Regions from separate parts of the Homo sapiens genome. Here region 1 is linked to region 2. Evidence: read pairs that join two places in POLR2A ChIA-PET (ENCODE). Cell type or tissue: Caco-2. All regions are shown on one strand. Links, peaks and the distances in the headings refer to the core of each region. The heading gives the core; the rest is flanking DNA.

Region 1 (4,403 bases), core at 84-4,083, 130 kb after region 2:
ATCCCTGAAAATTATGTAGCCAAAATCGGCTTGGCATTAGAAAATCTGATTTGGCATCTCCATGAACCTTAGTTTTGTTCACTATAAAGTATTCTTTATGATTTTAAGGATTTTATAAAGCTCAGATTTTACAGTGCATGTGAGTTGTAACTCATGACATAAAAATGAACTATTCATTATATTAGAAAGAAAGGCTAATAGGATTTCAAACTATACCCATAATCTGACCACTTCTCACCAGCTCTACTGTTGGTATCCTGGCTAACAGCACCATACTCTTCTTCTAGGTATCTGAAATTGACTCCTAAGTGATTTTCTAGCTTCCCCCCTTACCCAGTCACAGTCTTAGCACTGTAGCCAATGATTTTTAAAATCAGTTATGTTACACCACACCATTTGAAATGATACCAAAGTTCTTGGATATTCATTTTCCCCCATTCCTTTCTGTCTTTGCATTTCACTTTTGGAAGTTTCTGTTGACCTATCTTCAAGCTCACTGACTCCTTGTTCAGCTCTGTCCAGTCTATGGATGAGCCCATAAAAAGTAGACTTAGTTTCAGTTTATGGCTCCTGTGGCTTCTGCTTCAGGTAATACCTCAGCTTAGAATCTCTCTGGATTCACCAGTCTCTCTGGATTCAGCGTGGCAGTTGACCCTGTAATCTTGTTATTCTGATGGGTTCAAGAAAAGTTCTGATTTTATTTTGTTCAGCTTTTTCTTGTTGTAAACAGGAGAATGACAGTTTCTAAGCTCTTTGCATATCAGAGCTAAAAGCAGAAGTCCAGAGTGATTCATTTAAAATTTAAATAAAATTATGTTTCCAGCAATGACCCTCAATTTACTCAAAGAAAAAGCTAAAGTTCTACAATAAGCTATAGGGTCTTACATGATCTGATTCTGCTGACATTCAATCCCAATACCCACTGTGTTGCCCAATTTTTCTTTTCTTTTCTGTAATACTCACTTATCACCCTATAACCAATTAAACAATGTATTTCTTTATCATGTCAGTTGTTTATGCCTGTTTCCATGATTGGAATGCATGAGCTTCATGAGGCAGGGTTCTCTGGTTTCTTTCTAGATCACACTAAGGGCCTAGAACAGAGTTTGGCACACAGTACAAAGCCAATCTTTGTTGAATCAATACATTTATTACATCTTAAGCATCCTCAGAAATCAGACACATATACCAGGTGAATTAGATGATTGGTCTCAATTTGTGAATGATTTTTCACTTCCTTCTAAGGTGCCTCAGTAAGGATGCACATAAGAATGAGCTGGGAATCTTTTTTGATGCCACATACTCCGTTTTGAGAGATTCTAATTTCATGGTTTCAGCTTAGGCCCCAGCAGGTTTCTAAGGAAATAAAAACAAGCAATAAACAAAAACCTTCCATATTGGTGGGAGATATAAACCCATTACTATGGTTTTTCTGAAGAGAGGTTATTCCCCCTAAATATTTTTTTTTTTTATTTTTTGAGACGGAGTTTTGCTGTTTCGCCAGGCTGCAGTGCAGTGGCATGATCTTGGCTCACTGCACCCTCCATCTGTCGGGTTCAAGCGATTCTCCTGCCTCAGCCTCCTGAGTAGCTGGGACTACAGGTGCACACCACCACACCCAGCTAATTTTTGTGTATATATATATATATATATATTTTTTTTTTTTTTTTACACGGAGTCTCTCTCTGTCCTCCAGTCTGGAGTGCAGTGGTATGATATCAGCTCACTGCAACCTCTGCCTCCCAGGTTCAAGTGATTCTCTGCCTCAGCCTCCCCAGTAGCTGAGATTACGGGCGTGTGCCACCATGCCCGGCTAATTTTTTTTGTATTTTTAGTAGAGGCAGGGTTTCACCATGTTGGCCAAGCTAGTTTGGAACTCCTGACCTCAGATGACCTGCCTGCCTCGGCCTCCCAAAGTGCTGGGATTACAGGTATGAGCCACTGCACCTGGCCTAAATTTTGTATTTTTAGTAGAGAAGGGATTTCACTATGTTGGCCAGGATGGTCTCAATCTCTTGACCTCGTGATCTGCCTGCCTCGGCCTCCCAAAGTGCTGGGATTATAGGCGTGAGCCACCATGCCCCGCCCCCTCTAAATACTTTTAACCTCGTACGTACTCTTTCCTCTCCTAAGAGAAGTGGAGTGAGTTACTTCACTGGTGAGCTGAGTAGAGTCTCAATCTCTTCTCCACCTCACCCCTCCTCTTTAGAGTTTGACTTCTGTTCTGCTGTGGTCAGCTCTGTGCCTGATAGCAAAAAGCCCTGGAGGCCTCATTCCTGCCTGAGTGGTTAGGGAGCCCATTGTTAATACACAATTAGGCCACTTATTTCAATCTGGACTTTATCTGTCCTGAAGGTACTTTTCTCCTTTCTCTTTCAAGTTGGTTCAGAACTTTGATAAGGGGAAAATGTTGATCTCTTGAAAACCCAGCACTACCCAGCTGTTTCTAATGTGCTACAACCACAGTGTAATTTGAAGAGCAGCATCTAAGTCCAAAAATTCGCTGTGTATTTGCAGCCAGTCTTTCTAGAGTGAGCATGAAGTAAGTGAAGTAGTAAATTTAAAGTGTTTATCATCTTCATTAATTATAAATATTTTAGCTAAGGACGCATATATAAATTGAGTTAAAATTCAGAAATTTTAGAAAATATACGTGTGTTTAACTGTACATAAATATGCACTTTGATAGATTTGTTACATTTTGTTTATGTTTATTATTTAGAAAGAATCACCTCTTTTTCACACAATAATATGAAGAGTAATTAAAACACAATTGAAGTAGGTATTTGCTCATTTCATTTTACATTGTATATAACCTAGATTTGCTCCCCCCATTTTAAACATGAGACCACTGTTTAATTTTTGTTGTTCAGTGGGTCTCCTGTATTGTTTTTGCCTCTCATCTGCCATCTTTCAAAAGCTTCTTTTCATCCTTGGTGTTTTGAAACTTCTCGGTGATGTCTTGGGGAAGAGAGATTAAAATTCATTTTGCTTCACCCTCTTGTAACCTTTCAATATGATGTTTCACATATCCCTTCGCTTATGAAAATGTCCTTGCATTTTTTTTTTAATGAATTTCTTCACTACTTTTTCTGTTTTGGGAACTCATGTTAATTGAATGAATCTAGGTTGATCCTTGGATCTATACTTTAGGAGATATCCCTGATTTTATGTTCTAGATTTTCCATTGAAATGTTTTATTTCAGGAGTCACATTTTTTTAGATTAACATGTTCTTTGAAACAACAACAACAACAACAAAATGAGTCAAATTTGTGTAAAGACGGACGTTGAGAAGTACAGGGAATAGGGGCAGGAAGGAAATAGAAATACCTACTGATTTTGCTAATGTCAGTAAACAAGACCATATGTTTTATCCCATAGACAATCACACATAATAAGTCACAAATGCAACCTCTCCTATAAGATCTATCACTCTACTTTGAGATAGCGAGAAACAAGACCGGAATTTGGGGCAGGAGGCTTTTATTTTCTGGGGAAATAGGGACAGATCCTCTCAGTCAATATTAGATATTGCTACTCTGTTAATAACACTGTATCTATGTAAAATGTTACAAATTTTTCTATACATGAGATGAATGAAGGCTTAGTTAATGTACTTCCAAATACAGAGTTATCCATTCCCTGTGCTTCTCCTGTTACTTTCTGGATCAGTGTGCCCTTCTGTTTGTAAGCCTCTATTGACATTTTTTTTTCAGAGTTAAATTTCTTTAAAGCCTAATTCTGGGACCCGCATATTCCACTAGTATACTATGTACAATGGGATGACATTCACCCCTAGTGTTAGATTTGCGATGCTGAGTAAACTAACAGGCCACTGTCACCATGTAGCCATCAAGCATGGCTAACTGCAGCCACCCTGACTCCACACTTTCATCTACTACTCATTAGGATTCACTTATTACTAAGGTTTGGGTTATCTTCTTGGTCCCACTGTCATTAAAGTACCTCTTATCGGTATCTGTATCTTGAAGATATGAATAAGTATGGGGCTTTGTGAAGCTGTGGTGATTGGTTTCAGTTTTATTGAAGAAAAGTTGGAGAAGATGAGGGTTGAGGCTCAAACTGGCTTATAATCTGCAGTTTTGGATTTGAGCTCATAGAATTTAGGGAAACCCCATTTTAGTTTGAAACTGTGAGGACTTAGGCCACTCAAAGACAGAGCGGTCTGTCTTCCCACGATAAGTGGAGACTGTATCAGAGAAGAGTTGAACTCAGCAGCTGGTCCAGTTGTGTGTCCTTCCCTGCATCCTTCTAGCTTGACTTCCCCAGTAATTACATTTTAAATTTTCTTATCAAAGAACAATTATCTACTTGTTCCTTTTTCATAGCTACTAATTCTTGTTTTATGGATGCAACATCTTTTTACGTTTATCTGAGTAA
Region 2 (4,403 bases), core at 106-4,105:
TTGCAACATGGCGTATCATATGTTATAATATGTTGGACATTATGAAAATGGTGCTTCGTTTTAATCCACTATCATGAAGACATGTGATATGTCTTGAATCTTTGGCCGTCTTTATGAAGCAATTTAAGGAGCAATGGAGAAGTCTTTTATTTTTAAATCTGGGAGTCAGATACACCAAGGAGGTGCTGTAATAGAATGTCACACTAGCTCTATGATGTTGGTTAAGTCACTCTTCTAAGACTTTGTTTTCTCATCAATAAAATGCAGATAATAAGAATTTCTATCTAAGTTATAAAAATTAAATGAAAGAATGCATATAAAGCATTAACATGGTGGCTCGCACATTGCAGTAGCTCTATGGTAGGATATAATCATCATCATGATTATTTTGATAAATGGCACATTTGGGTCATGGATAGTTTGGGTATATCCTTACTAATAAGGGAATGCAGACTATGCAGTCAGTTTCATTATTTATGTCATTGTTCAAGATAACACTAGCATGCTATGAGAACTACTTTAAAAATTTGTTTGAAAACTCATGCAATAAAAGTCACAAAAGTGGAAGTTTTCAGTCACACAAAGGGAAGTTGATTAAGGAGGGAGGGTATCTGCATTTTCATTCTGGTCTACTGCCCACTGCTTTGTGACTTTGCAAAGACATATTATCTACCCAAATTTAAAATTTCTGTCTGTAAGATGGAATAATTGGAGGAAATAATTTCAGAAGTCTACTCTAAAAGTTTTATTTTAGCTATGGTTATTTATATTCAGGACCAACTGCTAGAATGTACTTCCTTCAGAGTTAGGAATAGTCAAAACACAGATTTAAAAAAACCCATTGTTTATTTCTATGCTGTTTCAAATTCAGTATCTGAAGTCTTCAAAAAGCAGTCATGGTGAAAAAAAAAGTCCAAAATAAGGATTTGTTTATATTTTTAAGAAAAACTAATTTTTGTTGTTATAAAAGTTATTTATGTATATTACATAAAACATAGAAAACAGAGAAGTCTATCAAAAAAATAAAAATCACTGGTTAAATAAGCTCCCTCATCAAGCTCCCGCCCTTCTTTCCCCAGGATAATAATTCTTCATGTGAAAGCATGAATTTATTAGAATTTTAAATATACATAAAACATTAAAAAAACTTTATAATATTTAATATTTGCTTTTTCACTTAATAATTATATTCTGTACATTTAATGGAATCGTAAAGCATAGATGATATCATTGTATTTAATAGCTGCAAAGTATTAATTTGTAAAAATGGATTAATTTATTTACCAAATTTGAAACAATAAACATTTACTATTGCTTGCAATACTTCATTACTATAAGCAATACTTTTTGGATATTTGTTGCTTAGTTATGCTCACATGTTTGTCTGATAAATTTGTAGAGATTGCATTTCTGGTTAAAGGAATATGCCTATTTCAATTTTTATATATATTACTAGATTCCTCCCAGGCCCCCAGGAAACTTGCATGTGTAAATATACTCCTATGTATTAAAGTGTCTATTTCTGCATACTAAGCATTGGGCATTATTCTTTTAAATCTTAGCCAAGATGGTAGGTACATGAAAAAAAATACTATCTCATTGGTCTTTTAATTTGTAACTTTTATTCTTTATTACCAATAAAGTTTGATGTATCTTAGTGTGCTTATTAGCCAAAATGGTGTGTTGTTTCTTCCTTAAAAAAGTTTAAGAGCTCATTCTTTCATAAGTGTATGCGCTATTGGCCTGTTGTATATATCGCAATTTTGTTTTTCTTAGTTTTAATTTAGTTTAAGGAATTTAATTTAGGTGAAGTTTAGGAATTTTATGTGAAAAATCTAGTGGCATCTTTTATGGCTTGTGATTTTGATATCCTGTTTAGAAAGTCCTTCCCCAGTCAAATATAAAATTATCCATCAAAATTTCATTATATAATTTATTACATTTAAATCTTTAATCCATTTGGAATTTATTGTGGTTTCTATAAAATGCTTGCAGTTCTTTTTAATCACTTTTATCTAGACTCGTTGGGTTCTATAGTTACTTACCTGTGGTTGAAGGAGAACTGAGTCAATTAAATACCAATAATAAGATACAGCGAGTAATACTTCAAATGCTCACCTGACAGCCAGACAAGTCCCTGCTCCCTCCTGGCTGGTCACTTCGTATCACAAGGGGGAGCTTTCGTGCTTTAGTAAATACATCTTATGTTATTCAAGCCACTCCTTTCATTTGTAGCTTTTGTCCAACCTCGATTTGTTTTTCTCTTAATCATGCAAAAGCAGTGTGTTGAGGTGGTCAGGAAAAAAAGATATGAAAAAATTGAGCTGCATAGGATAAAAATCCTAAATATTAATCTGTATTAAAAATATTTTCCTTTGTGCATAGGAAAGAGATTTAAAATTTTCTTTCATTATTCTCTCATTTCCTAAATAATTATTGTAATACGCTTCCTTAACAATGGAATTTAGATCCGTATTTAAAATTAAGGGCTTGAATGAAAAGTAAAATTAGGTATCATTTATTATGGGGATTTTTTTTTTCTGCACTTGTGATGAAAGCCAATGTGTGTCAAAGATCATATAGTGGATGCTAGCAAGGATTTCTCCCTACTCCATATTTATCAATTGGTCAAATTGTTCAATTAGATAAATATGTTTCAATTTACCTCCCACCTCTTTTTGTCTCACCCCTTTGAGGAACTTTGTTATCTATACGTTTGAGTTCTAAGGTGAGTAGAGAGGGTAATCCTATTTGTGGCTAATTATCAGTAAATTTACATTTTTCTAATTTATTTCCTCAGTACAATCAGAATTGTATAGCATTGTGTCTTGAGTGGAGGCCACTTGCATGTGTCTGTCATTTGCACTTAATAAGAAAAGGGTGCTGTCAAATAGTCTCATTCTCTGGCTGTGAGCATATGCATTTATGAATGTTTGGATGATAGAGTGTAAATGCGAAGTCCTCTTAAAAGAGGGTAAAAAGGCTCCCAGCTACTCTTAGAGCACATATCCAAGGCTAAACATATGGCCTTGTCATCACAATTTCCCACATTCCCTTTTTTGTGGTTTTAACCTTCTACTTTATTTATTACCAGAAGGCCTTATCTCTCTAGCCTGCTGCTACAGACTGCTAGGCCAGGATGTAGTGAAAGCACAAAGTAATGAAACAGGGATGATCATAAAATAGAGGGGAAATGGCCATAGCCTCTGTCTGTGGTACAGCTGCCCAGGTTTTGTAACCTGAGCCAAACCATGCTAAAGAAACATAATGTTGCACAGTGCTGATGATGCTTCCATTCCTGTTACATTTGGTATCACCAGAAGACCTTAGATTTTGTGAATGTCAAGTCTTTTCACAAACTTTCAGCAGAATTGTCAGCCTAAGGAAAAGAAAGAAGACAGCTAGAGGACCTCAAATGCTAAGATGCCATTTAAAGGGCAAACAGCATCTCAAGTGAAGAAATGTCATGCAGGTGAAATATTTTGAGGGACTCAAGGTAGAGGACAGTGAAGAGGAGAAGCAGTGAGTACTGCTTGACAATATAGTGTTTTATGACTTTTTTTCTTCCTTGTGCAGCCCTTAGCAAAGTGATCAAACCAGAGCTTCATGCCCCCTGATGGGTGACTGACGGGTGGTTAACTGCAGCAAGTTGGATGACAGTTGAGTTAGTGTTTTCCAAAAGCTGGTCCAGGTCTGGCCAAACCCTGTGTGTGTTGTAGTTAGTGCCAGGGCTCCTTGGGGAGGTGTGCGTCCGTTCCTTCTTTCTGCAGGTGGAGCAGAAGGGGAAGTGAGAAAGAAGAATTTGACTCATCAACCCAGATGCCATACACAACCATCTCCAAAAAAATCAAATCTTTATAAGGCAACTTTAAGATTTCTATAACAATAATAGAGCAGTTTTGATTCTCTGGTTGAAAAAAATTTTTAAATGATAATATATGGTATTCATAAAGGATAAATAACTGATAATCCTAATACACAATTGATAATAGTGTGTCAATTGATACTCCTCTTATTGTGGAGGACAATTTGCCAATATCTGTTATAACTGAAATGTATTAAACCCTTTGAACTAGTGTTCCATATTTAGGAATTTATTGTATGGAAATACTAATATTAGTGAATAAAGTGACATGTAGAAGATGTTGCAACATTACTTCTGGTAGTAAAGTAACAAAATAATCCAAATGCCTATTAAAATAGGAATTGTTAACTTTACAAAATAGGAATGCTAACTAGTCATTAATAAGAATGAAGTAGAATCATATATATTTTGATTTCTGAGATCTGCCACTTAATTATCTGTGAGAAATTGAACAAAATACTTTATATCTGCACCTCAGCTTTTTCGTCTGTGTAATGGGCATAACAATAGTATCTACTTTATAGAGTTTCATAAAGCA

What was found. Peaks named below come from ENCODE experiments on the same cell type or tissue, not always from the same donor. Only the 100,000 strongest peaks of a DNase experiment are listed, where the experiment ranks them.
Region 1: POLR2A ChIA-PET joins it to region 2 with 9 read pairs; 1 of 35 experiments calls an interaction of 5 or more read pairs at or near these places.

Annotation. Positions count from the first base shown.
Region 1 is chr7:10,577,634-10,582,036 of GRCh38, reverse strand. All of the region lies in intron 1 of MGC4859 (a long non-coding RNA gene), which reads left to right. Among named protein-coding and RNA genes, the nearest start is that of MGC4859, 200 kb to the left of the region's middle. In Caco-2, for the core only: no CTCF peak of the experiment used is centred there; a DNase peak (open chromatin) is centred at 2,246.
Region 2 is chr7:10,706,420-10,710,822 of GRCh38, reverse strand. The region is part of intron 1 of MGC4859 (a long non-coding RNA gene); the gene reads left to right. It overlaps LOC100131472 (a long non-coding RNA gene), which reads right to left. Exons shown (of 2, transcript NR_149037.1): 2 at 3,285-3,764. Among named protein-coding and RNA genes, the nearest start is that of MGC4859, 71 kb to the left of the region's middle. In Caco-2, for the core only: a CTCF peak has its summit at 2,187; a DNase peak (open chromatin) is centred at 2,152.